Linked DNA regions of Mus musculus: region 1 is linked to region 2. The links are chromatin loops, found by intact Hi-C in ENCODE. Cell type or tissue: gastrocnemius. All regions are shown on one strand. Each heading gives the region's core, and the rest is flanking DNA. Links, peaks and the distances in the headings are about the cores only. Region 1 holds the start of Strip1 (striatin interacting protein 1). Region 2 holds the start of Csf1 (colony stimulating factor 1 (macrophage)).

Evidence for each region. Hi-C counts contacts between places; a loop is a spot of excess contacts. Peaks named below come from ENCODE experiments on the same cell type or tissue, not always from the same donor. Only the 100,000 strongest peaks of a DNase experiment are listed, where the experiment ranks them.
Region 1: it touches region 2 in a loop (2.1-fold over the local background); 3 of 42 quality-filtered maps call a loop at or near these places.

Annotation. Positions count from the first base shown.
Region 1 is chr3:107,618,537-107,633,615 of GRCm38, forward strand. Strip1 (striatin interacting protein 1) reads right to left here and starts at 13,174. Exons shown (of 21, transcript NM_153563.2): 1 at 12,965-13,174; 2 at 9,620-9,689; 3 at 8,852-8,926; 4 at 8,409-8,543; 5 at 8,200-8,320; 6 at 7,145-7,213; 7 at 6,089-6,195; 8 at 5,851-5,978; 9 at 3,336-3,518; 10 at 2,791-3,008; 11 at 1,673-1,738; 12 at 1,504-1,567; 13 at 375-446. The coding sequence starts at 13,144. It overlaps Gm10961 (a long non-coding RNA gene), which reads left to right and starts at 13,065. Exons shown (of 3, transcript XR_375960.3): 1 at 13,065-13,466; 2 at 14,391-14,654. In gastrocnemius, for the core only: no CTCF peak of the experiment used is centred there; no DNase peak of the experiment used is centred there.
Region 2 is chr3:107,746,481-107,761,559 of GRCm38, forward strand. Csf1 (colony stimulating factor 1 (macrophage)) reads right to left here and starts at 13,989. Exons shown (of 9, transcript NM_007778.4): 1 at 13,545-13,989; 2 at 10,137-10,259; 3 at 8,951-9,013; 4 at 7,252-7,422; 5 at 3,831-3,978; 6 at 1,674-2,689; 7 at 627-679; 8 at 246-304. The coding sequence starts at 13,583. The coding sequence ends at 259. The region is part of intron 1 of Gm40121 (a long non-coding RNA gene); the gene reads left to right. In gastrocnemius, for the core only: a CTCF peak has its summit at 8,361 (motif pointing left); DNase peaks (open chromatin) are centred at 4,856, 8,354, 9,809, 10,223 and 1 more place; H3K4me3 peaks cover 4,183 bases; H3K27ac peaks cover 5,837 bases.

The DNA of each region.
Region 1 (15,079 bases), core at 2,848-10,847, 130 kb before region 2:
AGAATGTCACCCGGAATCATTTAACTAATTCTTCATGAGGTACCACAGTCATGCATGCTAGCAAACACTTGTAACCCAGCACCGGTAAGGTTGGGAAAGGTGTTTGAGGCCATCTGGGCTACAGATAGATGATATCTCAAATTAATAAGTAGATAAGAGAGAGAGACGGCCTTAGTCTAGCGCTGGTCTTCTTTTACAGGTAGGAAACAAAGCACAGAGAGATTGAGTTTTATGTTCAAGGTGCCATTCACAGACTGAAAGGAAGACATGGATGGCAATCTATTCAAGGAGAGGCCGACTCCTGGAGCAGCCTTGTGGCCAGGCCCGGCTCAGAGACTGAGAGCAGTTGGGGACTTTGTGGTCTCTTAACTCACCCCTGAGAGAGGAGAGCGAAGGTATTCCTCCTCCATCTGTGCCTGGACCTCTGCGATTGATGTATACTTGTGCTGGAGAGAGAGGCAGGAAAGAAGGTGCTGAGGAAAGACACCCCTCTTCTCTGGCCAGACTCCCCCCTCACCTGGCAAAGACCCAAGAGTTTATTTTGGCCTTCTGAGAGAGGGCTAAGTCACAACAAAGATTCCTAACTTAAACCTGCAATCTACTTCTGACAAAAAAGCCTGTGTGAAAAGCGCCCATAGAGGTTAGCAAAAAAGCAAAATAAAGTGGAAAGGGCTTTCAGAAGCAAAAACGACAGGAGGGGGCCTGGAGAGATGGCTCAGTGGTTAAGAGCACTGACTGCTCTTCCAGAGGTCCTGAGTTCAAATCCCAGCAACCACATGGTGGCTCACAACCATCCATAATAAGATCTGATGCTCTCCTCTGGTGTGTCTAAAGACAGCTACAGTATACTTACATATAATAATAAATAAAATCTTTTTTAAAAAATGACAGGAGAAAGATATCAGAGGCAAAACTAACTGTATTCTTAAAAGCCTAGTGCAGAGACCACCTGGTACTACCAATTTCAAAACTGGACTTTAAAATGTTACAGTTTAGACACACTGGAAAGCCTCCTGACCCCTGGGGTCGTCTCTCCGCTAATCCTCACACCCACAGCTCCCTCAGCTCCCTCTCAGCAGTGAGCACAAGAGGAAAACAGGATGGTCTGGGACTCCACCTGCCTGCCTGCTGAGAGCCTGGGTCCTGTCTGCCCTCCACTCCAGCTCTCTGGGCCTGGGAAACTGAGCTTGCTTGGTTTATAGAGTATGCTAGAGCACACCCACTATGGTGCTCTTAAGCCTTGCTCTCCAGCCATGCTATAACCAGCAAAGCTGACAGCACCATATCCATCCGCCAGTGCCTCTCAATTGCCTTATACCTCGTGGGCTCCCTGAACTCTAAAGCCTGGGACACACATATCTGTAACCGAAGTCAGACGTAGGAAGAGATGCTTCCCAGGCTCTTGCTGGCAGACAATAGCCCTGAAAGGCTTCTCCCTTGGCCCAGGCTCACTTTATTCTCCTGGGACCAAACAAAGCCAAACGTTCCCTTAGTGCCACTTACTTGTTTCAATGTCTTGATGCTTTCGTGGATTGGCCTTGGCAGCCCCACCACTGTGTTGGTGTCACTGGAGAATAAAGAAGGCCTTATGCTGAGCCCAGAGAGCCACTCACCGGTCCGCTGCCCCAAGGCCAGGCAAGGGCACTTCAAAGAGGCCTCAGGTCACACTCACCTTCCTAGAGTGTAGCCTATGAACTTGCTGCGGCTGGATTCAAGGAACATCTCAATGTCTTTCTCTCTACCAAGCAAGAAAGAGGGGCAGATTTTATCAAGTACTGCTTCAAGGTGTGCCAGTCACAGGCCTGTGTTCAAACAGACAAAGCATCTCCAGGTGTTTACAAGACAGGAAAAGGTCTCTTACAGTAAGTGGGAAAACCTGAATTTTGACTACTTTGTTTTTTTACATAATTTTGTTAGGTTCATACAATTAAAGTATGTTTATATTTCTATAATACATATGGCCAGTTGACTCAAAATTAGGGACATATATAAAACTTAAAGCACAACTTATTTAAACAATAGTAGTATTTAACACTTATTTAAACAATAGTAGTATTTAAACACCATGAAGTGTAAGAGACATAAGCTACTAACTTTAAACAGGTCATTTTCTTGTCTCAACAGAAACATTCTTCTCACACAACATAGAAAGCTCAGGACATACCCTCTTTTATATCAGTTCATATACACATCTCTTTATTAAGTTGCTGCCTACCAAATATACTTCTTTTTTGATGGTTTTATTTTCAAAACAAGGTTTCTCTGTGTAGCCCTGGTTGTCCTGGACTTGCTTTGTAGACCAACTGGCCTGGAACTCACAGACATCATCCACCTGCCTCTGCCTCTGCCTCTCTAGTGCTAGGATTAAAGGCGTGTGCCACTATGCCCAGCTACAATATACCATTTTAACAGTTCCTGCTACCTTCCCATCTATTAACTCCCCCAAGCATACTGTTTAATACATTGGGTTTTTAAAAAATTCTCCATCTATCATTTTTAAATAAAAGGCCACATACAGCTCCAAGATGAATGGGGATAGGTTTGCCTAAATACTCATTTTTTTCTCCTTGCCTTTGTTCACTATCAAGTTGGACCAGTTCAAATTACTGACACAGGAACCACACAAGGGTTATCTATCCTGTGTGACATCAGCAAGGCCGTCCTCACAGATGTGCCCAGGACAGCACATGGTAACTTAAGGTCATCTTAGCCTTGCAGAGGACTCCAGGCCAACACTGACCTAGGATATGAAGGCTCTCACTTCAAGAATATTCTAGAACTGAGACTCACCTAACTTTGGGAGCCCAAGGGAGCCCTTTTGGGCAGGTGAGTCTGTCAGTCTGAGGGTGCTGTAGTGGGGGAGGCATCACCTCGTCTCGCTCCAGGGGAAAAGCCTCCCCCTCCAGGCTGCTGTCGTCATCATTCTCCTCTTCCTCCTCCCGAGAGTCGTCAGCCTTATAGGGATCCCGCTCGTTGAAGGCATCTAGATTGTCCTGCTTTATCAGAGCCTGAAAGCACAGAGAAGAGCTGAGAAAAGCAGCCAACCAATGAGATGGTGACGAGGAACAGAGTTCAAATGGAACAGACCCATCTCAGATGGGGACCTGACAACAGCAGGGAATACGGAGGATTTAGGACTAGAATGAAGAGAACCTCAGAAGCTGCCCTGATGTTAAGTATCCGCTATACACTGGGGCTGAGGCTGGGGACAGTGTCCCTGCTGTGGAGGCACGCCTCCTGATCAGCTTGATCGGAGCTGGCTTCTCATAACCTGCTGGCCCAGGAATCATGTGCCCCGACCCCACTCCCTGAGTGTGTACTCTGAGATGCCTCACCTTGTGCTCCCGTCGGCCCCGCTTCTGCTGCTGCTCAATCAGGTCTGAGGCAGAGGCTGGTGGGGAGGCAGCCCTCATGTTCCGGATGACCTTGATGCTGTCCTCAGGCAGAGGGGGAAGGCCCAGGAGAGTGCGCTTCTCAGCCTTCATGCTCTGCAGCTCCTCAAAGCCGCCCAGCGTGCACTGCGTAAAATGGGGTGCAGAACTTAGGTCGCCATGTCCTTTTTGGTATCATTATTCTAAAAAGCATGCATGACATCACGAGAACCCAAGCCTTTATAGAGACCCATACAGCCACTTGGATAAAAACTAAAGTCTTTAAGGAGAGTCCCGAGTTCTCTATAAGGGACAAGAGCAAAAGGATGAAGGAAAGAATGAAATACTGGCTGATGGGAGCTGGCGCATGATACACAGCTCTGGATGTGACATAGTCTCTAATTTTAAAAAGAAGCAAGTTAAGCATGGGGTGGTGGCACAGACTGGTAATCCCAGCAGGAGGATCACCATAATTTTAAGTCCGGCCTAGCATATATAGCAAGTTCTAGGCAAGCCAAGGCTATAGAGAGACCATGTTTTAAACCAACCACCAACCAACCAAACAAACAAACAAACAAAGTAGAGCCAGTTCTTTCAAACGTCAGCAGACTAGTGCCTCAAAACTACACGTCAATCTTCCAATAAGACTAAAACTTACTGTGTGTAGCTCAAATGAAATAATATAGCAAAGTAAAATAGAAAGCGGTCTAACGTCCTCACTAGGAGCCCAGGCCCTAGGCTGGAGTCCTTGGCCACTCAGTGCCTCCACTCGAGTAACTCGGCTGTCCTCTCTGCCGGAGTGAGGCTTCCTGAGGAACCAGTAGGTCTGGTCAAGATAAAGCCTGCACACCCTATGAGGCTCTAACTGGGTGCTGAGCACAGCGCTCCTCCTGGAGACAGGGCTCCAGGCTTGCCCGGGGCCTGGTTTCTGACAATGTCCCCATCCTAAGTATGATGGCCAGACACCCAGCAACCATTCTCTCCCCAGGCAGAAACAGAGTCCATTTCACAACACATCCTCAGGAAACAGACCACCTAGGCTCACTCTTGCTTCCTTTAAAAGTCATCTTCTTAGGGTTGGAGAAAGAGCTCCAATGTTCAAGGCTAGGATCACAACTCAAGTAGCAAAAGTCATCTGCCTAGTGGAGTTTTGTTGCCCCAAACCACTATACAAATACAAGTTTAGGAGTGGTCTCCAAAGAGGCATCTTATCTGAGGGTGAAGCTGTTGCACGATTGAGAAAACAGCTTTAACAAAAGCCAGGGAGCCAATCTAGTATCTTGAAGGCCCGCCTCCAACCCCCAGCCTTTTTTGAGACAAGGTCTTATTGCCATGTAGCCTTTGCTGGCCTCAGACTCACTGAGCTTAGTAGCAGATACTGACAAGGCTGAGGCAGGAATACCTCAAGTTTAAGGTCAGACCTTCTGTCAAAAAAAAAGGTAAATGACTGAGACAATGGCTCAATGGGTAAGAGCACTTGTTTCGAAAAGATGAGGGTATGCGTTTGAATTCCCAGTGTTCATGCAAAAAGCCAGATAAGCCGCATGTAAGATTGTAACCCCAACAGAGCTGGGTAGAAACAGTGAGACTTCTAGGAGTGCTTGCCGGATGCCAGCCTAGGATCAGGTTCCAATAGAGACCCTGTGGTAATGGAATACAACCAAGAATGACAGAGCAGGGCTCTCGTGTCTCCTCTGAAGTGTGTACAGCTACACAAGTGTAGGCACAGACTACACGTGTACCAAATACATACCCACATGCACAGGAAATATGCAAATAAATAAAATGTAAAAAGAGCGCCAGTGGGTGAGCTGGAGAGATGGCTCAGTGGTTAAGAACATTGGCTGCTCTTCCAGAGGACCTGGGTTCAATTCCCAGCAACAGCAGCTCACAACCGTCTGTAACTCCAGTTCCAGGGGATCTGGCATCTTCACACAGAAAACACCAGTGCACATAAAATTAAAATAAATAAATTTAAAAAAAGAAGAAGAAGAAGCACTCCAGCACCGTAGCTCAGTGAAATCTGTTTGCCTAGCATGCACGACAAGGTCCTAGGTTCAGTCTGTAATACCACTAAACAAATACTTTTAAACCCAAGTAGCTACATAGTCACATAATTCAGTATTCAAATAGAAATATAGATACTCGTCATTATCCACTGGAGACTGGCTCTGGGAATTTCCCCTCACCCCCTCCCACAGGTAGCTATCACATCCCTCAGTGGATGGAATGGAACTTGTGGTTACCTATGCACAACCTTCTGCAAGCATGAGATCATCCCTAGACTATTTCTAATACCTAATGGTACATAAATTATTGGTACACTGGTTAGAGAATAACAACAAGGTCCGTACAGTCAATACAGATGCAAACTTCATTCTATGACCTGAATTTGGATGCATATAGAGGCCAACTGTACAAAGATGTCTCCTTCCTGCCCAGTGTCCTAGCATACGAGTGCCCCCAAGAAGGTGCTCACCAATACAGTCTTCCAGAGCAGCAAGAGAACTTTCTTCATGGGGAAGTGGGGGGCATGGCCACTGCAAAATTTGGTCACCATCCCAAATAGCATGATGGCAAATGGCTCGTTGTTGTACAGAGGGGAACCTGGAAGTGACTCAAAGATATCAGGACCCCAGGCAGCAACAGAACCCACCCAAAGCCCTCTAGTTTCAGTTCCCAAGCAAGGCCTTAAGAGAGGATGGCCAGGGTCCTACCTAGCTCAGCTCTGAAGGTCTGTCGCATGGTTCTCCACTCGGCCTTGTCCCCATCACAATCCTGGTGAACAGTCTCCACAATCAGGTACATGATGTTGAGCAGGACCCTGAGCACAAGAACCAGCTCATAAGAGAGTAAGACAGGGGGCCGGGGCGCGCTCCGCCACGAGTGGCAGTGCATACTTGTAATACCAGTCCTTAGAAAGCTGAGGCAGGAGGGTCTCAAGATTCAGTAAGCTCTAGGCTAGCCTAAATCTCAAACCAACAAAAATGTGAGGGAGGAGCCCTTGGACTTTCTCCCTTCCTGGCTAAGATGTAAACATCCATGCATGTGGTAGGGGATGGCTGTAATAGGAGAAATGGCCCCTGAGACCCTGGAGAGCAGAGGGGTGTCTGAATCTGTCTTCCCAGACTATAACTCATTCTGTATCCCCAGAGTTTACTCAAACCTGACAAATATGAACCAGAATGGCCTAAAGATTCCACTGCCCTAAGCCCCCTGGAAAGGAAAACAACACTACTCAGAGTAAGCTACTGAGGTCAAAGCAGGCCTGGCAGGATTACAGGAAGGAGGGCAGAGCCGACCCGGTGGAGTGGAAAACAGGAGGTGAAATGCAGAGACCCTGACTACAGGGAGGAGAACCACAGTTCCAATGCCAAAACCTGATTTTAACCCTAAGACACGGAAAGATGGCCCTGTGGTTTAGCAGCTGCTGTCCCTGTGCAGCCATGAAGCACTGTCAGGATAACCAATGTAGGTGGGGATCACACTGTGCCCAGTGGATGGTGGGAGCCCAAGAGCAAGCCCCTGGGCTTTCTCCACAAATAAGGTACTCTACAGCCAGCTTCTTAGCAGATCTATTAAGAGGCTCGATCCCAGATTTCATTTGGATTTTCCAGGCTGCCCCCGTCCCCTAAGATCTCATCAAGGCCTACTAATGACTCCCAGCGAGCCTATCACTTGAGCCGACTAATGAGTGCAAAAGCAATGCACACACAGCTAAGAAATGCTCAGCCTGACCCTGAGCTCACTCTCTGGCTTGCAGCTCATCTCACCTCAGGTCGGTGCTGTCAGCCAGGGAGATGGCAGGCTTCCTCACTGCACTGCTGCATGCGGCACTGTTACTGCAGGAGAGATCTGAATCAGCTTGACAGGGCGAGGGAGGCCAGCGATGCCCTGGGCAGTACTACCCATCAGGCAACACGGTGCTGTGTGCATCTGGGCTCTACACGAGACCTTAGGACACCACTGTGGTTAAGAACTCAAGCCCTGAACCAGACTATCAAGTCTCACAGTGTGAGTTCTGGCTCTAACATTTACAAGTTATGTGGGCAAAGTAAAGCCAACTTCCCTCTGTCTAGCTGCCTCATCTACAAAATCAGGGTGATAACAGCACTTGCGCCACCAACGTGAATCATGATACGTAATGACCCAAGAACATTACTGAACACTGCCTGAAGACGCAGTACTCAGTGAGTGTTTTCACCTTCTACTGAATTTATTTTGTTTTAATTTTGTTGTTTGCTTTTGGATATGGTCTCACTAAGTAGCTCTGGCTACCCTGAAACTCACTATGTAAATCAGGCTGGCCTCTGACTTGTAGCCATCTTCCTTATTTATGATGGCTGTTATCCTTAAACGAGCAGTAGCTGACCTGCCCATAGGACAAAGGACCAGAGGCGGCAAGCTTTGTTGTACCTACATGTCACATTTGGGTTTGGTGTCATGCTGAAGGGAATATCAAAGAGTTCAAGATGAGAAGTTTCTTTTGGGTGTGTTTTGGGCAGAACAGGATCTGCTCAGGTACCAACGGTCCAGCATTACAGAGTGTGTGGAGCCAGCACAAGAACCCCTCATTACATCCTAGCAGCATGGGAACCTCACACCCTTCTCTACAACTTTATTTTCTCATCTTTGTCTTTATTATATTATTTTCCAAGAAATCATTAAGTAGGTTCTCCACTGTTCAACCCTGTATATTCCCAACAGCCTGGAACAGCTCCTTCACCTTAAATGGCCTATTTACCTGTCTCAAATGCTAGTTCTAGAAGCTCGGGCTCACTTCCCACTGCTCCCTTCCCTATGGAAGCCCCTCAGTAGAAGTGCTCACTCTATTTCCATGTTCAGAAGCTCCACCAAGGCATTGAACGTGCCCACCTCCAGGAGCAGAAATATGTTGTAGCGCATCCAGAACTGCACTTCTGCCTCTGAGCTGCACTCTCCAAAGGTACCTGTAAACACAGGGCAGAGCTTGCCGAGCCCCTCCATACATAACCAGGCACTATCACTGGCAGAGGTGCCGGGTCATACTCACAGTACCTTGGGCAACATAGAGAATGGCTCGGGCCACCTTGAGTCTCTTCTCTCGGGCAGTGACCTCCAAGCCATCCAGAAGCCTCATGGCGTGGGTCCGGTGCTGGTTGGTATCCAGCTCAGTCCACTTCTTGTCTGACACTGCAGGGCAAGAGACACTTATAATTGAGCCCACACCATTCCTCACAATGGAATGGACTGTGTTAACCTTTCAAATCAGGACAGTCACAGGACCAGAAGGACAAGTTACTCTTTCATAGGGATAAGGTCACACTACTGTTGCCATCAGAGTGCCCAGAAGGCCCACTCTCCATGTCAAGTCTGGCCTTAAACAAGCAGCACAACAACTGTTCATACTCCTGCATGGCCTACATCAATTAGACAATGAAGAGAAGTCCTGTGCTGTCCTGATGGGATAGGGAACCGAGAAGTGAGGGAAATGGTCTTACCATGGATCCGGAAGTCCTCCTCAAAGCATTTTCGATTCATCAGGAATTCTGGTCCTTCTGTGTAGCTGTAAAGCTCTGTCAAAGAGCAAAGTTGTCTCCTATCCACATCAGATCTCCCATGCAGCAGAGAAATTCAGGCTTTCCTTCCCAGCCCCAACTCCATTCCTGTCTGATTCACAGTGACTCTGACTACTCTCTCTAATCACTGAGTGAGGAAGGCCTCAGTGTTCTGATGTGCTCGAAGAGATCACAGGGGCCACTGCACTGTCAGTGGATCATAGATCCAGGCATTTCTAGTAAGATGTGCATCAAACTGCGCTGTATCAGAGGTGGCCATCACCCTGAATCTATGCCTTTAGTGTCACGTCCCGAGGAATGCTTGTGAAGACTGGAGGAGAAGCAGCTCCTGCTGACCTCACACTCCCCATCAACAGCAGTAGCAGCAACAGATGTGCCAAGATGCAAGCACAGTGGCTAGCATTCCCGTGACTCACTCATGTGTGAGAGATCACTGTTCATTTGGTATGTCAATGAGTACCACCATTGACATTACATGGGACTGGGCGCTAACCAATTCAGTTGACTTCAAACCTGAGTCTTCGTGGAAATAAAAGGCAATCCCAAATGTCCACATACGTGGTCCAACTTAAACAGCTAATTTATGTTTCAAATATCATTAATAGGAATAAGTAGGAAAACAGCCAGTCTTAATCTTCTTAGGAACCCAGTTAAAACTCCCATCAAAGAACACAAAGGCCTGTTCTTTACCTGCAAGCTCTGCAGCCCACTTGTCTGTGTCGGCATACTCAAACTCCAGGTCTGGAGATTCGGAATAGCCCTGGTGAATGAAAAGATCGTCACATAAAGATCCTCCTGAGACTTTACGGGTAAACACGTCTCAGAGACTGCACTGCGTGACGTCAATGCCTCTACTTTTTCTTGATGTTTTATCACAATATTTTGTCTCCTGAACTAATGGAAGTCCCCTTTACGCCCTGTCCAGCACCCTGTATTTCACCTTCAAAGCACCCACTCTGTACTACAATTATTCACTGAATTTTTCTTTTTTCATCTTCCTCTCCGTAAGACAGCAAGTTCCTCAAAACAGAAACTCTGTTTTACTGACCATTGCTCTCCGTGACATACCTGTTCAATAATAAACACAAAACTTCTATCTACGTTGTGCAGTAACTGACCACTCCATATAGTACTGAATATCTGGGAGTCTCACTTCTTTCTGAGCTGTGGACTATATACAGCTAAGGATAAAATGAGCACTGAAACCCTCAGCCACCCTGCCCCATCTCAATTTTCAGTGAGAACTGAGAGAGAAAGCAGAAATGGAACAGATTGGCCTGCCTCCCACACACAGGAGAGAGTGCAATGAGAATCTGTTAGGGATAGGTGATTCCTGAGAACACGCCATCTTGGAAGCCTTGTACTGGGAAGAGAGAAGCATCAAGATCAAAAGGCTAAGCCCAGCCCTGACTAATGTACTTGCAAGACCAGAGGGTACAGTTCAGCACAGAGCACCTTCCTAGTAGGTGCTAGATCCTGGGCTTAATTCTCAGCATGCAGCTGGGTGGGTGAGTGAGATGGAGAGTGGGGTCAGGGAAAACCTTCTAACTGATAATGACCCCTGACATGACATAATATGCCCACAAGCCATAACTCTATTCCTTATTAATGGGCACTAATGGACACTTCCATACACTACTGAGCTTCTAGGCTAGAGACAGAGTTTAGTGGTAAAATGATTACCTACCATGTGTAGAGTCCTGGGTTCAAGTCCCAGTCCCATTAAAACACAACTAAAATCAACATTTGTATACATTACTGAGGTTGAGTTTCATTTACCCAATGGGAATGACAAAACTCTGCTTCAAACTTAGCTTAAGACCTTTTTTTTTTTTTTGACAGTTTCATTCCCATTATATAATATATTGTGGTCTTATTCACCCCCAAATCCATTACCATTTCTTAGCCCCCCCCCCCCAGTGTATTTTTATAGAGACAAGGTTTTACTATGCAGCCCAGGCTGGCCTTGAACTCTGATTCTCCTTGCTCAGCTTCCGGAGTGTTGTGACTGGAAGCATGCTCGACTGCCTTGGCTAGTTTTGAGGACTAATAAAGTTTACCTGGCACATACTGAGCCTCCTTGTGCTCTAGGCACTGATCAGATCCCCAAACTACTGACTTCAGCTGTCACCAGAAGGGTGTGCAGCATCAGCACCTCCAACACAAGGACACAGATCGATGTGATGGGCCTTCCAGATGTTGAATCCAGTGAAATTAAAGGTAGGAAGAGAAATAAAAACATGTAATAGAGGCTGAGGACATACCTCAGCAGTATAGTGTTTGCCTACCTTGCACAAGGCCCTGAATCTGATTCTCAGCACCACATAATAACACGAATAAGGGGTGGTGCACACCTTTAATCCTAGCACTCAAGAGGCAGATGAATCTCTGTTGAGTTTGAGGCCAGCCCCATCTGCAGAGCAGAGTTCTAGGACAGCTAAAGCTACACAGAGAAACCCTGTCTCAAAAACAAAAACAAAACAAAAAACAAAGAAGCAAACAAACAACAAATAAAATAAAATGCACAAAAGGGTATTTATCTGACTATTTTGTGGCTTTTCAGGAAAATTTAAAACTACTTTACCTGCTGAGCTATCCCGCCATCCCTAAAGCACTTATTTTAAATGTATTATGTGTTTATCTGTGTGTGTATACATGTGCCCATGGAGGACAAAAGGACAGTACTGGATCCCTAGGAGCTAGTGTGCTAATAGGCAGTTGTGAGCGGCCCAACTTGGGTGCTGGGATCCTCTGAGAGAACAGCAAGTTCTCTTAACCACTGAACCATCTCTCCAGTCCACTCAAACATTTAAAAAGAGAAATTTGAAGGTGTAGTTCAATTCTCAGGGTTCTCTTCAGAAAACCTGGACAAGTCTGGTCATTAAAGGTCTTACAAACTTAACTTCCATACTCCTTCGTACTTAAGAGATCACTGAGAAGTAGCCACTGATCACCCATCATTCCACAACAAAAGGCTCCTAAAAGGTCCATCTTTTTCAAAAAAGCCACTCTAAACTCATCCTCTCAACTCTGGGCTTGTTCCTTTGTGACATAAGTTATCAGAATTTGAGCCTGCGACAACAACAAAATGTTTGGAGGGAACTGATTTCTTAGGCTTAAAGACACTATCTTTAGTATCTGGTACTAGCTGAAGCATCAAATTTGAATTTGAGGAATTCCCTCTCGGTAAGTGCCTGGCTGTTCATCACACTGGAAGTTGTCTCAGGTGGAGGAGATTGCGTAGTAAGCGCTCTGGGAATGAATGTGCTGATGAGGAAGCCCTGAAATGCTGCGACGAGACGGGTGTGTGTTCATTCATGAATTCTGCAAACGGAAGCAGTGGGAGGAATTTTAACTTGGGGCGAGGTGAATAGCTCCAGACAGCGCGGGCAAAGGGAATCGCAGCTCACTAGCAAGGAGGAGAATCCGGCGCCCTTTGTGTACTTCTGATCCCTTCACAGCTCAGCAACTGGGCTCACTGGGCATGCAAAAATACTTGGCAATGTCTGGCCGCGGTTTGATCCAGCGCTGACTAAAATTCGGAGGGAAGCCACAATGTGCTCTCTCTGCTACTCACACAACCTGGGGCCGGCCAAGCAGCACTAGAGAGAGAAGCCCTGTTCTAAGCGCCCGCTAAACTCTCCTGGGTCCCTTCGCTGCCAACTGGCGTGGCCCACCACCCTGCTAAGATCAGAGGCCGGAAAGGATGAGGGGCTAACCAGCCAGCAGACCACCGATTTTGCACCCCAGGAGGGCTGTGCCTCAGGCCACGCCCCCGGGGGCGACCGGCCATCCCCGGCTCGGGGACCTTCTTCCCCCGGCCGCAGCAGAGTTGGTGACAGGGCTCCGGGCTTTCCTCCCCGGGGCTGTGGCGGCTGCCAGCCTAGCTAACTGCACGGTTCCCGGTAAAGTGACAGCTCCCAGGGTCCCTGTCAAGCCGTCGGGAAGCCCGGCTGGGCCCGGATGCCGCCCCGGTCTCCCGGGACCCCCTCTGTCACCCGCCCGGTGCCAGCCTCGCCCCCCTGCAGCTCTGACCTCCGAGTCTTTGCGCTGGTTGCGGTTGAACTCGCGGGCTTTGCCCCCCGGCAGGAGGCCTCCGGCGGCCCTCGGCGCCCCAGGAGGAGGCTGCGCGGTGGCAGGCGGCGGAGGAGGTGGCGGCTGCGGCTGCTTGTTGTTCACAATCAGAGGGCCGGGACCGGCGGCTGCCGGCTCCATCTTGGCTGCTCCACACCCCCGGCTCAATTCGCGGACGGCCTCCCGTCAGGCAACTCTCGCGTGATTTCCTCCAGGAAATTTCCCCAATCGCCATATTCAGTGTGGCTGCGTGTGTCGAAAGCCGCAACTGCCAATCACCTCCCAAGGTCTTTCCTGGCTTTGTCATTTAGTTTCCCCTCCCTCCTTCCCGTGGAACTAAGCCGGAGACGTGCGGCTGGGCTCGCAGGAATCCCTTTAGATGTCTTTTTTATCCATGAGACTTAACACTTTAATTCGTTGTCTATCATCGCTTTGCCTGTCTTTAGAGCCCTCCCTGTTCAAGGTGAGGCAGGATGAAAGGGGAAATTAGGGAGACATCATTAAAGAAAGCAATTCCTGACTCATGGGTCTAGTTGACACGTTTTCCTAGCAAAGAATTTCTGTACAATTAACAACTGGTTGTGGCTTTTCTCTAACCTTCCAGCTGAAAAACCTCCAAGTCAGTAGGACTCTGTAAGAAACACCTTGTGCAACCCTGGGGACTCCTGGTTTTACTTATCAGATTATAACTCCATCCAAGACACCTCTGGAGCCACGTTAATAATCTCACTTATCAAAACAGGGGAAAAAGCCGGGCGTTGGTGGCGCACGCCTTTAATCCCAGCACTTGGGAGTCAGAGGCAGGCAGATTTCTGAGTTCGAGGCCAGCCTGGTTTACAAAGTGAGTTCCGGGACAGCCAGGACTATACAGAGAAACCCTGTCTTGAACTTGAAGTGAAGAGAGACAGAGAGAGAGAGAGACAGAGAAAGAGAGAGAGAGAGAGAGAGAGAGAGAGAGAGAGAGAGAGAGAGAGAGAGAGAGAGAGACTCTTGGGGGCTAAGGATAACAGTATGAAGTTGTATCTGTCCTCAAGCCACTGACAAATACTTTTAAGGATATAATAATGAACAAAAATAGGATTCTAGTCTTCGTGGAGTTTACATTCACATGGGGGAGATAAACAAATGAATAAATAAAACTGAAATTGAAAATATAACAGAGAAATCATGGGGAAATGAGGGTGTGTTTAATAATCCCTTAGAAGTGGCTCTTGCTTTTCTGCCTTCATTTTGTAGCTGTCTCGTTTACTCTGAATTACCTGCTCACATCTGTATTGACTCAAAGAGCAATCATCCAAAAATGGTGGCCTCTCACCTCATTCTCCGTCACGTCTGAGTGCCAAACACATAGGAGTAACCAAGATGGTTTTAATGTTACTTTTTACAGTGTCCTCCTCCAGAAACCTCCCTCCCCAAGAAGCAGGTACAAGACTCTTGGTCACTGGCCTCAACCCTCTAGACATCAGGAGTGGCAAAGCCTCACAGAACACAGCATCCCCGGATGACGAACAGCTCTTTCTATCATGGCCTGTGCACCCTGGAGGAGAAAGAATCAACTCCTGAGAACCAGCTTGTCCCTTAAGTAAAAAGGACTTCTACCATCTCATAGAACCAACACTGAGAGGATGATAACCAGACCACACTTGCCCAGGTCTGCTGGAATTTTCCTATCTCCCGCCCTCAATCTCAATTCTAATTCTATTTAAATCTAAAGTAAGTTTCCCCAAAGACAGATTTGGGATCAGTAAACACCTTATGTGTTTCTCTTTACAATGTTCACATCGATGAAATCTTTGTGTGTTGTTGTTCTCCTTTTCCTCCCCTTCTTCCTTCTTCCTCCTCCTCCTTCTTTCTTCTCCTCCTCCTCCCCCCACCTCTATCTCCTTCTTCATTTGTGTCTTTGTTGGGTATATTGAAGACTAGTGATGAAGCCTGAATTAGTGGAGATGCAAAAGCCAACATTTTGGCCCTAAACACATGGGTTACAGATACAGGGGTGTAGTTTGATGGAATAACTTTGTGTATGTTACTGGAATTGAAATTAAACCCTGGGCCTTATACACCAGTCTCCCCCCT
Region 2 (15,079 bases), core at 4,204-12,203:
AAACATAATGCAGAGGTTGCAGTAACTGGTCCAGGGCAGGGATTCAGGAGCAAGAGGAGACCTGAGGCCTGGAAGAGAGGAGCCTAGCTAGACGTGATGATGAATGTATGGGCTTGGGAGTGGGACGGGGAGAGGAAGTTGAAATGTGTGGGCCTCTTGGGCATCAGGTGGTTTCTACAACAGGACTGGGTACCTGGAGATAGTTCTTTTTAAGGGATAGAGAGATATCAAAATCAGAACCTTACCATAGAATCCTTTCTATACTGGCAGTTCCACCTGTCTGTCCTCATCCTGGGTCAGGGAGCTGCAGGCAGAACACAGGGCTGACATAAGACTTCAGCAGGAGCATGGGACTGAGGGGACCTCCTAGCTTACCCCCAACCCTGCACGTGGATTCCATCTATGTGAGATTTAGAAGACCCAGAACTGCCCAACTCCAGGAAGAAATCAGGAGAAAGCTCCACTGTCATGGGAAGAAGAGGGGCCCTTCTTTCTTGGTACCCACCCTGCTCTGCAGCTTTATCTCCTTAGGGCAAGGGGGGAGAAGCCTCTCTTTCAGTCTTGAGGGGAAGCAGGTCCCAAGACAGACATCCAGTGATTCCTATAGCCCCACTCCAACTGCTCACCTGTCCTCTGGTCGCCCCACAGAAGAATCCAATGTCTGAGGGTCTCGATGGCTCTGAGAACAAGAAAGATTTATCTCACTGAGGCGCTGGCATGCCCCTGAGCATCACTGAGAGACTTGCTAGAATTCCTCCCACTACCCCAAAGCATGCACAGCTGGGGGAGATTCCTGGGCCTCTGAGGATGGGTGCGCCTTCTCCTGTCCCCTCCCATGTAGAATACCACCTATAGGCCCTCAAGCTCCCAGAGCTCCCTCAAGCTCTTCCCCTTTCCTTCCCTCTCCCACTTGGTTGTTTAAGAATATCCCCCCTCTCTCTCCCTCTCTCCCTCTCCCTCTCCCATCCCTTCTCCCTCTCCCTCTCTCTCATTTTTTTCAAGACAGGGTTTCTTTGCATAACAACCCTGGCTGCCCTGGTACTCTGTAGATCATGCTGACCTCAAACTCACAGAGATCCACCTGCCTCTGCCTCTCTGCCTTTCTGCTTCTCTGCCTCTCTGCCTCTCTGCCTCTCTGCCTCTCTCTCTGCCTCTCTCTCTGCCTCTCTGCCTCCTGAGTTCCCAGCCAAGAATTCTCCTTTCTACAGGATTCTGTTCTCATCCTTTCTCAATAATCTCAAGGAGTCTGGAAACTTCTTAAATTTATTTATTTATATATTTATTTATTTGACAGAATCTCTCTATGAAGCTCTGACTAGCCTAGAACTCATCCTTTCTTAATGATCTTGAGGCTGGAGACCTCATTAATTAATTGATTAATTACTTTCTCAGACAGGATCTATGTAGCTTCGGCTAGCCTAGAACTTGCTTTGTTGACCAGTAGATCAGAGGCCTGCCTGTACCTCTGGATTGCTAGGGTTAAATGCACACCACCAAACCTGGCAGCTCCTGTGTGAAGCCACACTCCATCACTACCGTCTACCGTTCGGGCTGTCATCCCCACCTTCCAGCAACTGCATAACGTATTGGAACCTGGTTAGCCTCCAGCCTGTACCCTACCCAGCCTTTGTTCTGCCCCATAGGATGTCTTCCTCTCTTGGGGTCCTCCTTACCCTCCACTTCCACTTGTAGAACAGGAGGCCCCCAACAGTCAGCAAGACTAGGATGATGCCCGGCACCAGCAGGTGGAAGACAGACTCAGGGATCTGGGGGTCAGAGGATCCCTCATGCTGCTCCACATGGCCTGTGTCAGTCAAAGGAATGGAATTAAAACGGGCCACAGGCCTGGCTGCCCCCTCACTTGCTGATCCTCCTTCCAGCTCTGCGGGGCTCCTTCGATCCCTGGTACTTCTCTTGCCCTCAAGCTCCCCAAGGGGCAGCACAATGCCCCAAGAGTGGCTTTTGGGAAGCAGTAACTGAGCAACGGGGGTGGCTGAGTTGCTGACTCGTTGGGGATTCGGTGTCGCAATATGGGGAGAGCCTGGCTCCTGGTGGTCTTCACGCAGCGTGGATGTACCATCAGTCTTCTCAGGAGTATTATTCTGTGTCTGGCCAATGGGTCTCATAGGGTTCACCTCTGTCAACGGCCTGTCTGTTATATCCACTGGCTTTTGGTCCTCTGTTGATTTAGGGAATGGAGATGCTGAGAGGGCCCTGGGTCTGTCAGTCTCTGCCTGGATGCTGCCCCCTACAGGCGTGGAGGGGGAAAACTTTGCTTCCTGGGTCAAAAATCCCTCACTAGCCTCTCCAGAAGCTTCTTCTAGGACCCAGTTAGTGCCCAGTGAAGATTCAAGAATGTCTTCCACCCCAGGGACGGGCCCCCCCGCAGAAGGATGAGGTTGTGAGTCCTCAGTGAGTCTGTCCCCATGGTTTGGTTGCTCTGTTGACTCGAGGGTCTGGCAGGTACTCCTGGGTGGTCGCTGCTTGGCACTGCCTGGGTCCTCTATGCGAAGGGGAAGCTCACTGGGCAAGAGGGAGCTGCCCTCTGTCCTCTGAGAATCATCCCAAGCCAAGCCAGCCAGAGGGGCCATGGAGGGGGCGGGGGGCTGGTGAGGGGAGGCAGAGGCCGGGTCACTGCTAGGGGTGGCTTTAGGGTACAGGCAGTTGCAATCAGGCTTGGTCACCACATCTGAAAGAACCACAGAGAGGGGGAGAGAGAAAGATGGGGAGGAGATAGAGTCACCAGCCTCCAGCACAGCTCCCCCAGAGGGGCTAAGAGGGGCATATGGCCCTGGGGCATGGGAAGGGGGTCCCTCTTCTAACACAGCCCTGGGGCGGTGGAGAGGGCAGGACAGTAATAAACGATCATGACACAGAACTCAGGCAGGAGGGATCAATACGCAGGGGATATGGACTAGGAACCAAAAGCAAGGTACAGACAGACAGAGAAGGACTGAGGTGAGGAAGACCACAGGACAGTGTACTGGGGCTCTAGCTGGCCAGAAGCCAAGCCAGGGGTTAGCAGCACCCAGGCCACAGGGCTGAGCAATAGCTCCTGGATTAACACAAGACACTCAGAAGCCTCCAAGACACTGGTTTCATGCACAGCCAGGAGTGGAACCACCTCAGCCACTGCCACAGGCAGGGCAAGGCAGGGCTGGAAAGCAGCCAAAGTTCAGGGTTTTGGAATTGAAGCACTAAGGCTGGATGTGGCTATTGTCTGGTTGCAGGACCTCAGCCCCTGCCTTGGGGAGCGAGGCTGAACGCAGGACACACGTGGCACAGGATGCAGAGACGAGTACACTCAGAGTGCACAGGTAGAGAGAGTTTGAATGATGTTCAGACTTCAAATCCAGCCTTATCCCTTGAGGGAACATCCAAGGCATCCTGGGGACTTCTGGAGCCAGGTTATCCTGGTGTTTTGCAGCAGAGCTCCTGGAGCAAGGACCCTGATTGCCAGGTGGAGCACCTGCTCTTTCCGGAACCCCCATTTATTCAGCCAGCCTGCAGAGCCCGGGGGACGCCACCATGCCTATATGGCTTTCTAAGAAAGGTCCCCTTACCCATTCACTTCCATCACAGTTACCAGCAGGGGCCTTCTTGATGCTGCCACATGAAGTTTGGCAGTGAGACAGTACATGCAGGCATAAGTCAGTGTACATGCACACACATGTCAGCAGAGACATGTGCCCAGGACCTTAAGGTACATGAAGCCACACGAGTACACAAAACACAGAAACACACTTAGCACCCAGGCTGCCTCTGGGATTCCCCTAGCCCCGTCTCACCTTGCACACACCCTCCCTGTAGCTGACCCCTTCTGTGCTTACCTCGGCTAGAGCACTTAGCAAAGCTGTTGTTGCAGTTCTTGGTAAAAATGTTCCAGTCCTTTTCAAGGAGATTCTTTGTTTCATTAAAGAAGTTCTTGATCTTCTCCAGCAGCTGGAGAGGAGTCTCATGGAAAGTTCGGACACAGGCCTGGAGGAGAGTGGAGCCCCCTTTGGTAAGCATGAACATTGGGCTACCTCTCACTGGTATTTTTGTCAAACTCTCTTGGGGTTTCTCACAGGCATTTCCTTTCCCCCTTTTGTTTCCTTCCTTCTCTGCTTTGCAGCAGCATCAGTCTTGAGGTTGAGAGATGCGTCATTTAGTCAGAGATCCATCTAACACACGTTTAAGTGCCAGATATATGGTAACTTACCTGGGCATCATGCAATGAACAAAAGAGAAGTGGTTCCTGGCCAAGCTGGGCACTGAGTCCAGCAGACACATTGTTACAAGTCACAGTGACTCTCAAGAGAGTGTCCTGAACCATCAGAAGGTGTGTAACAAATGGGCGATAGATGAGGGCCCAGGGAGAAGATCTCCAAAGGAACAGCTAAAAGATGAGCGAGGGAAGAGAAGGAAGTGGGGCCAGAGATGATAGAGGATGCAAGGGCCCTGGGGCAGGAAAGCATGAGTCAGCAAAAGAGTGAAAGAAGGCTGGAGCGGGTGCAGCTTTGCCACGTGGGAAGAAAGTGGCAGCTGAAAGGGCTTTGCCAAGGCCAAGGACTTGTTGACTCTGCCAGGAACTTGTAATTCACAGAGCCAACCGGAAACTGAAAACCTGCTGGGGAGGTTTAAAACCATGGTATAAAACCTGTATTTTAGGAAAATCATCTTGGTACGGTGTAGAGAGCAGACCTGGGGAGATCAGAGGAGATGAGGTCTTTGGCTGGTGCCACATTTTGGAGGAAGAGCTGAGGACTCCCTGGCCTGCCTGTTGAGTGGTTTTTCTCCTCTGCCTTGGGCCCAGGTGCTCACACTCACACCCCATGCAGCTCGGAGAAGCCAGGCTCTCCAGAGTTCTTCCTTCCTCACCAGCTGCTCCTTCAGGCTCTGTGCCAGAGAGTTCCTTCTAAATACTGCAGTGCTGCAGGGTTCTGCCCTAGGTCCACCTCACCTTTCACAGCAAGCTATATGTGTTACGGCTTATTTCCAGAATGCCAACTTTCCCCCTTGAAGTTGAGCTGTTCTGGGAAGAACAATAGGTTTTCTACGGCTACTATAGCTCCCTTGATTACATCACTGCATCTCTCTGGCCCGCCCATAGCAGGCTCATAAACACTTACTAGGCAAATAATGAATGAAATGACCTGGGCTTGGATTCATCACTCAGCAGCTAGGTGAGAATAGACCGGCTTTCTGTGGATTCATCTCCTTGTTTGTGATGTTAGAGCAACAGCAGCCAGCCTTTCCCAGGAGCTGTTAAGTCAGGCCAGCTGGCTCTGTCCTGCATGTGTCTTTATAAAGCTGTTTCCCTCAAACCTGCCTTATATGCTGTAGAAGAAACCAGGCATCCTCCCCTAGAACCTGACACCCAAGCTTTCTCAGTGTGGAGCCTGCTGGTTCCGGAGCTCATACTCCTTTTCTGAGCCATGTGACTAGACTTGGCTCCTTGGGCTTACACTGTCTTTCCCCTGAGCCACCCCACAGCATGCACTGAGTGAATGGTCACCGGCCCAGGAAAGACTGAGGGGCTTCTATCTCAACCACTGATGGGGCAGCTTCGCAAAATGCAGATTCCCAGGCTCACCTATGAGCTCAGGAAAGTAGAGTCCGTAGCAGTGATGCTGGGACTCTGCATTTTAAATAAGCTCTCCGGGTGAATCTCTGCATGGTAAAGAACCAGCCTTTCCTCCACCAGAAAGCCACCCCAGAACATCTGCTTCTCTGTCCCCTTTGGAGCGAAGCTCCTCTACTTTGTGGTCTCTGTTTCCTCTCTTTCTTTTCTCCCCACCTGCCTCCAACAGCAATCTCCATGCTGCCAAGTGAGACAGACCAATGGACACTACCTTAATTGACTTCTCAGCCTCCTTTGATAAAGCTTCTGGCTCCTTCCATTTGGAAGCCCTGCCCTCTCTAGGTTTTCCTCCTACCTCAGGCTGCATTGCATTCAGGATTCAGGATCCTGGATCCCCTTCTCTTCTCACCAGGGTGAGAAGGATGGGCAGGGCTGTGCAGTTCTGTGGCTCTGCAAACAGCATCTGTATGTCCAGCATTCACAGTCATGAGCCGCGCCTGCAGCTGTCAGATGTGCCTCACACCAAAATGAGCTCTTCTCTCAAACCTACTCTGCCTGAGGTCATCCTTATTTTGACATCAGTGAGAACTCCAGGGACTCAAAATGAGAGCATCCTCACTCACCCTTCCCCTTCTGCCAGGAAGCATGGAGTCCTGTCTGTCTGGAGGGATCACACCCACTCACCTCCATTTCCCCTGCTCCCCTCGGATTCAACTCACCACCATGCCCAGCTTGGCTGAACCTCCTGCTGGCCTCCTGCCCTTCATTCCTGCTCTCCACAGCGTCCTCACCACCAGATGGTCTTCCATCATATATGACATCGTGTCATTCACTAGCTTATGGTGGCTTCTTTCAAATTTAGACAAAAAGCCCACCTCTTTGACACCATGCATGAATGCAGTGCTTCCTGACTTTGCTTCCTCCTGTCCACACCCCATGCCTGGGCCATGGTGAGCCGCTTTGGATTTCTGAATGCAAACCTTTCTGGTTACCCTAGGGCTTGAGCATAGCACTCCCCACTCTGTTTCTCTGTCTGTGGCTCTTACTGCTCTTCCTCACGCTGGAGCGCCGGCTAAAGTTTTCTTGCTTAGAAGCTGCCTTTGCCTCTTCCCCTCTGCATCCTCATTACATTAGCTCCTCACCGCACACTCAGAGTCTCGGGTTCCTGTTCCTCTCACTGTCACCCAGGGCGCCCCTCACCTGCTGCTCTACACTTCTCCAATGCTGTTAGCATCATTGTCCATTCACATACTTGCTCATTTTAGCTGCCTCAGCACCCCTCCTCTCGTCATGATTGTGGGGATTTTTGCCCCCCCCCTTTTTAAAATCACAGCTCATTTCTGGTGTTCAGAACATCCCTTGATGGTCACTCAGTAAGGTTTTACTGAATGAATGAAGAGCCCTTCTGATCATATTTATAGGTGTCATCATTTAACAGCTGTCTACCTCACTTGGCTATAAGCCCTGTAAGGGTGGGAAGGGGAATTTCTTGTTCCAAGGATATCCTCAGGGTCCAGCACTGTGCCTTCTGTCTAATGAATGCTTGATAAAGGCGGATGGCATAAGAAATGAATGGGCAAGGGAGTAAGTTAGTAAGGTTCAGGCTCGGTGAGCATATGAGGCAGGGTGGGACCTCTGTAGCCTCCCTCTGCCCTTCTCTGGTGCTCCAGCCCCAGAATCCACCCTACCTTGTTCTGCTCCTCATAGTCCTTGGTGAAGCAGCTGTTCAGGTTATTGGAGAGTTCCTGGAGCCTCTCGGTGGCGTTAGCATTGGGGGTGTTGTCTTTAAAGCGCATGGTCTCATCTATTATGTCTTGTACCAGAAAAAAGGCCTTCTTTAGGTAGCAAACAGGATCATCCTGGAATACAGGAACCAGGAGGTTAGCACCTGGCCATGGTGGCCTGGAAACCCAGGCTTTATATGAGACGATCACACCCTAGGCAGACAGAGGGCTGTAGCCTGTCACCCTGTAATCTGAGGAAGGGACACACCACCCTGGTGATGAGGATGGTGATACCCTTGGCCTGTGTTTTGTTTTCTTTCTTTAAATCAACCATGATGGAGAGTTGGGCTGGCGTGAAGGAAAGGTGGATTCTGGTTGGAGAGAGCTTTTCTGCAATGCAGCTTTATTCAGGAGACACAGGGGAGGGTGGGTTTCAGCCTTGCTGCCCCTTAGCATTTTCTCTCTCTCTCTCTCTCTCCTCTCTCCTTTCAGCTTACTTCCACTTTTTTTTTTTTGCCATATGGCCCCCTCAAAACCTCCAAAATATAAAAATACTGAGGGAGGACTACCTCATTGTCAAAAGTGTAGCCTTGGGTTTTGTCTCCAAGGATACAGTAGTTGGTTCAAAGACAGAAACTACTTTTATCTCTGTATCTCTAGTGCCTGATCCAATAAATAGGTGCCATGGTGCAAGTGAAGGAGCAATAGAATGGATGGAAGAAACCCTGAGACTATGCAGGCCATGGCATGTTCACAGAGATGCATGGGTCTAGTGCATGAGAGCTCAGAGATAGAAGGAATTCTGGGTAGCCTGACTGTTCTCTTGAGGCTTGAAGATAGGGAGGTGTGTAGCACAGGGATCAGCGGGGCACATGGAAAGGATGGAAAGACATCACAAAGAGCTGATGCAAAAGCTGGGGAGCAGAATGAAGCAGAGGAGGGAAATGAACGTAGGGTGTGGTAGGTACTGCAGACTTGGAACTAGACTGTGCTTTCTCCTGGAGCCATGGGGCTCCTGACAAGTAAGGCGAAATAAGTGAAGGCTTTGGGGTTTCAGAGGGCTCCCCCTAGTGGTAAGATGGAGAGTGCCCTAGAATCAGGGAAGTCAAGAAGCCCCTGAAAATTTCCAAGGGACTGGGGAGGAGAGAGGGACAGCACCCTAAGGTGCAGAGAGGCAGTATTGGCTGCATTGGGTGGCTGGTCAGTTAGGTGTGGGGTAGAAAGCCAGGCTAGACTGCCTTCCTGTCTCTGGCCAGTGGATTGGAGAAGATGTGATCTAAAAAATAAAGCACATTTTTTACTTTACAAGGTATAACATTCCTGGGCTCAAATTAGGCCTCTATCACTTGGCTAAGCATGCTCCTTAATCTCTGCATGGGTAACAAGCAATATTTGTGGACCTCAGAATTGTATTGTTAGGATTAATTGGGGAATGTGCCTAGCATTTAGCAAGTACCTGATTTATACCAGGTCAAAGTAAGGAAACAGAAGGACTTAAGCTCTGGACCCTACCCAGCCCTGCAAGCTGGAACTTGACACTTGAGCACCCAGGGACCCTCATCCTGTCTGCTCTAGGTTTTCTGCTGCCTTCATACTGTTCCATGCCAACACAGAGCGGGCCGTGAATATTCACTTAAGCACCTTACAGACACTTGCTACTCACCAGCTGTTCCTGGTCTACAAATTCAAAGGCAATCTGGCATGAAGTCTCCATTTGACTGTCGATCTGTGAGATAGAACAGGCCAGTGGTTACATAGTACCTACAGGTCCACTCAGCTTCAGGATGGGGAACCCAGGTTTTGGGGTGAATGATGTTTTAATTTTACCTCCCTAAAACAATGCCAAAATGACAGAGCCACAGCTGGGGAAAAGCTGTATCTTCCAAATACCCAGAGTACTTAAAAGCCAACAACAGACACTTCTACTTTGACCTATGAAATTGCACAATCTAGTCTGTATATGGAAGAATTATCTCTAGGAAAATATAGGATGTAATCTTTTCTGGAAGGTGGTAAGCACTCTATCATGAAAAGCCTCAGGGAGAGGCTGGCTGAGCTCTGGGGAGTCTGGGTCTCTAGCCCTTGCCTCTCCCTGGAGCAGAGACCACGACAGCACTCATGGCCTTGGGCCTGCCATGGAAGCTGCATGCATAGGGTGCTGTTAAGAAGGGAGATTGGGAAGGTCAGCTCGGGGGCCCAAGTTCAGGCTCTGCACATGGCCTTACCCACTGGTGCCCCACCCTGCCGGGCTTGTGGAATAAATTCTTTAGTGAGAGGAGCAGGAACCATGACAACAACTGGATCCTGCCTGGCTAGATGACATTTAGAATTGTTGAAGATTGCATTAAGCCTATTAGAATGGGACCTGGGTTCCTTCCTGGCCCAGATGAGCAGGGCATTCCAACCTCAGGGGCAAGGATCAGGGGAATGAAGGCAGAAGGCGCAGAGTTAGGCTAGAGCCTCCCATCTAAATTTGGGTGGGGCCCTGGTGCCAGGCGCTCAGGGATCTGGCTATCCAGGAGCAGGATGAACCATCTGGACCCAGCAGGCAGACTGGGCTGACTTCCCAAAGGAGGCATTGTCTGAGTCAGAGCAGGGTCAAGGAGCAGTTTAGAATCCATAGTGGACATTCCTGGACAACCATTAACCCAGGCAGCAGTTAGAAGCCCACCCTAGTCACTACAGGTGACCCAGACTAAGGGGTTGGGAGGACCTAAAAAGATCAATGAGAGAAGTACCAGGAGAGCCATTATCCACTTGACTGTTTTCTGGAAGCCTCTCTTTGACTCTGCCTTCTGGCTTGCTACCTCAGTTTCCTCAGTGAGGAGAAGGCATGGTCTCATACTCACCAACTGCTGCAGGACCTTCAGGTGTCCATTCCCAATCATGTGGCTACAGTGTTCTGACACCTCCTTGGCAATACTCCTGCTCATGAGGAGACAGACCAGCAGCAGCCGGGAGCCCAGCCATGTCTATAACAGAAGGGAGTCATGTCTTTCCAGCACTTCCTCTCCCTAGCTACCCCCATGTCCCACTAAGGGCAAAGAAACAACGCCCCATTCCCATGCTGCAGCACCATTAGATTCTTATCAGCCAGGGCACCACCTCACTCTTCCCTTGGTAATAGCCCAAATGCCATCTTCTCCAAGAACTCTTCTGAGGTTAACCCAGAGCAGCTCAACAATACAGAGTACTTTAAAAGACAATTTTAAAAGGCTTACTGTTTTTGTTTTGTGTTTATGAATATTTTGCCTGCTTGCATGCACACACTCTATGTGCTTCCTTCTTGGAATCTCCTGGACCTGGAGGTATGAATGGTTGTGAACCATCATCTAGATTCTGGGATTTGAACCTGGATCCACTGCAAGAGCAACAAGTGTTTTTAAATGATGAGCCACCTTTCCATCTTACAGAGAATGTCTAATGATAATACTGGTGGTGTGCCAACCAGTATAAGTTTTAGTGACTGAGAGACTCAAGGGTAAGATTTTCTATCCTTTTAACTTTTAACACTGAGACAAATAGATACCTTGTAAGCTGCCTTCAAACTTGTGGTCAGTCACTAGCTTTCAGATTGCAAGCCAGAAACACTCATTACCCCTGGCACCTTCCTTCCTTCCTTCATTCCTTCCTTCCCACCTGGTTACACAGGTCTGGTTCTACAGGGGAAAATACCAGGATGCAACACTGGGAACTCAGCTCCAGTGGGAGACCTCCTAGAGCCTTGGACTTGCATTTCAAGAGGAGTCCAGCTGACTAATCAAGGACAATGCTGTGTTTCCCTGCTGGCATCTGTTTATCTGAGACCCATCAGGCCCTTCATCTAGTCAGCAAACTCTTGCCACAGCAAGAAAGTTCTCTCCTTTCCGTCAGCACCCACCTGGCCCTGCAGCTGCTCATCCCTAGAGTCCTAGGTCTGGCTCCTGACACCTGACTGGGTCCTTCCTTTCTCCTTTCTTCCTTCCTCCTCCTCTACTCTAAAATCCTTCCATCCCTTCGGGCTCCAATAGGGTATCCCGGGAGATGCCAGCCTGGGGCAGAGGGACTCTTGGGCTTTCTTTCCCTGGCCTGATGCTGCCATTCTGAGCATTCTGGCTGCTGATATCCCCCAATTCAGGGAAATGCTGGCAGGGTGGAGTGATGACTGGCACCTTCTTGGATCTGGCTCTGCCCCAATAGTCCAGATGATGAGACAAATGTTGCAAATAGGAGCGCATTGGAAAAACACAGGGAGGCTATGAAACAGTCCATAACAACACTGGGTTACATCTAAAAGCCCAAAGCCTTGCCAGTGAGTACCAGGGAGGAAAGGCAGCTTTGGCTGGGCCATGCGGAGGGAAGAGTGAGGCCTTAAAGGGTGGAAGATGCTGATGGGTGTTAAGGCACAGGGTTGCCTAATGCCATTACGCACAGGACCTGTTAGGTTCCTTGCCTGACCTTAGAGAGAGAGAGAGACAGAGAGTCAGAGACAGACAGTCAGAGACAGACAGTCAGAGACACAGAGTGACAGACACAGAGAGACAGGGAGAAAGAGGTGGGGGAGAGGGTGCAGCCAGCTATGGGTTGATAAACTGCATTGGGCATGGTTGGGCAATTGGAAAGTTAGTCCTGAGTGGGAGTGGCAGCCCGGGTCTCCTGAACCCCAGTCTCAGAACCTGTTAAAGGAAATGACTGCAGAAGATGACTCTGGCCCAGGCTGGTATCACTCAGCCTGTCAGTCCATGTGTGTATGGTATGAAGGAAAGGACCCGGGAATGGAGATGTTCAGAAATATCTCAACCCAGGAATTTCAAGCCATTGATGTTTGGAGATAGCAAGATAAAGACATTACTTCAGGGCTACCTGGCTTTTGGTGGCATTTCAAGCATGCACAGAAATAATGCACAGCTGCTGGCTTCAAAGATGACCAGCCACTCCTGGATCTGGCTCTGTAACCCCAATGCTGCCATAGACAGGGATACAGATGGACACCCAAGGGTTAATACTCTAGCCTGCATCTGGCTGGACAGGCTCTTCCTGGCTTGCTTCTTCCTCCCACCCACTGCCTCAGCCTCTGACTATGAGAGCAGCCTGGAAACTGCGGCAGTCTCTGAGCACTTCAAGACATCATGTTCCATTTTCCAATCAGTACAGTCTGCAGACAGAGACCCGGCCTGACTGCCTGGCTGAACCTCGGCCTCCTCTCTTTCCTCTTATGTCTCCTTGTAGTCTTTCTTTTCTTCCCTCTTCTCTCTTTATGCTTGTTGCATGTGGGATAACTTCCTCCCTTCCCCTCCTCCTAACCCCACCTTCTGCCTCTCACTGAGCCCCTCTCTCTGCTGTTCTACTTTTCTCTCCTCCCAGACACCTGCAACGCGCTGCCCATCACAAGTTCGGTTCCTACCCTCCAGGTTTTCCCTCTCATTCTCTTCTGAAGCAAACCCACTTGCTGTGGATTGAAAGTACCATCCTTCACTCTGTAAGAGCCATGCTATCATCTGCTGCCATTACTGGAGACAGCTTCTGAGCAGCCCATTATCAGCTGCAGCTCTGAACTCTCCTTGCACTTTCTTTCCTCAGTCAGCCGCAGAGTCTAGAATAGCCCCATCTCATTTTCTTCAAGAAAAGATTCGGGTCCAGCTCCCCTCAAAGAGCCACCCAAGTCCCTAATAGTTCCTACACATCCATTGAACAAGTAGCAGCATGCCCATCTCTCTCTCTCTCTCTCTCTCTCTCTCTCTCTCTCTGCCAACAGGTTGCTCAGCACAGGTCCTGGTGTAAAGCTGAGTGAGCCTGAATTTTCCCTACCCTGAAGGCCCACTCCCAACTGGGGCCTAAAACATGTGCAACAACCAAAGAAAGATATCTACTGGGGATGATGCCACACTCGGATCTTGTGTCACTCGGAACCTGGAGACCTGGTTGACCATTCTGGCAGACATTGGGCCTGTGCCAATCCCTGCGATACCCCCCCCCCCCAGACCCCCATCTCTCTCTCCAGCCTGTGGGTAGCTCAGTGTTCTCCTCCGTGCAATGGGATGAGCAGCCTTCTCTTTACCTCGCAAAGCGCTGCAGCCCCAGGAGCAGCTATTGAAATACCGCGGGCCTCAGCCGTAGCTTAGAAGCAGTAAGGAAGCCAGAACCCAGGGCCGAGAAGCCTGGGCAGCTGGCGAGAAGGGGCTGTCCGCTCCAAGTGGCCCCGCAGAGCCGCCTGCTGCTTGCTGCAGAGCTCCTGCCCCAGCCCGGCCCGGGCCCCGCGCGCCACGGTTGCAGCTTACCGAAGAAGGGCAGCGCCCCGCGGCGCCCCGCGCGGTCATACGGGCAGCTGGGTCCCGGCACGGCGTGTTGGCCGCCCTGGTTCGCTCGCTCCCTTGCTCGCTAGTGGCTGAAGAGCCCGCGCCCCGGTCGAGGGCCACGCCGCTGTCCTGGGATGCAGAGAGCCGCAGCGACACCGAGAGCACCGAGGCAAACTTTCACTTTCCCCTGGCCGAGCTTCGCTGGCCAGCCCTCGGCACAGCCTTTTAAGCGGGCGGGCTGGCGGGGCATGTGGTTTATGGGAAATCACCCTGGCTCTCCGCCAGACACACACAGACATACACACACACAAACACACTCACAGGCACTGACACATACTACACCCCAGAGGCCCACTGAGCCGCCGACTCCCTTCCCCCAAGCGGGCCGCCTGGTCGTCCCCGCTAGCTCTCTTCCCCGTCGCTCTGTGGCTGTGCAGCCTCCTCAAAGTAACCCGGGCTCCACCGCCCTCCCCCGCCCTTCTCGAGCTCTGGACAAGACACTGCCTTTCCTTCTGTGCTCGCCACTCTTGTCAATCTCGTGTGATTGTTCTCGGTCTAATGCTGGCCCCTAGGGACTTTCCCTCAAGGCCCGAAAATCCTCAAATCTGAGCAGGAAACGGACAGAGTACATTGAACAGGACTTGAATGGGGATGGACCAACGCCTCTCTGCTGCAGCTCCATTCAAGTCCCTCATGGAACCCAGGGCAGCAGGTTTGCAGATTGGCTTGCTCCCTCCTATGCATTGTTCAAAGAATCTACTATACTACTATACTATCCTCTCCCCTGGCTGTAGGGAGAAGTGGGGAGCATCCAGCTACCTGGGTAGGAGAGGAAGGACTTGGTCCTGTGACAACTAGCTGGGTGTTTCTGCACTCTGCCAGGAGACACTTCAGGTGCTTAACCTGAAAGCACTGGCTGGCCCCCTGCTCCTGGGCTGCCAAACCCAGCTTATGTGGAAAGGTTGGTGTGCCTGGACTCTAGATTTCCCTCAACTCTGTTGGAAATGCATTTGTGCAATCACATTTTGTCTTTACATGAGAATGGATCTAGATTAACCTATCAAGAGGAGCCTATTAATTATATTGCCAACGTCAGGATCTTTTTCTTCCTTCCATTTATCCTGATTCAATGTGTTTCAATCCCGTCATGCCCAGATGAGTGGTCTGGTCTCAAAGGGGCACTTTTGTCACGTGTCCTCCATTTCCTTGCACTACCTAGCTCAGAGCAACAACGTCCCTCATAAACCTTTGCTCAGGCTGCTTCCTCGGACATGAAGTCTTCCTTTCCCCCATCCATCTTAAGGTGAATGTCTCACCTTTTAAGGTTATAATCACATCTTATCCTTGTCTTGCAAAGCCTTCTGGGATGCTTCAGGCTGATGGATAATTCCTTCTTTCTGTGTTCCCACTGGACGCAACCCATTCCTCCCAGTTAAGTTGGCATTCATTCATTCATTCATTCATTCTCTACATTATTTTAAACTGGTGGTTCTCAACTTGTGGGTGGCAACCTCTTT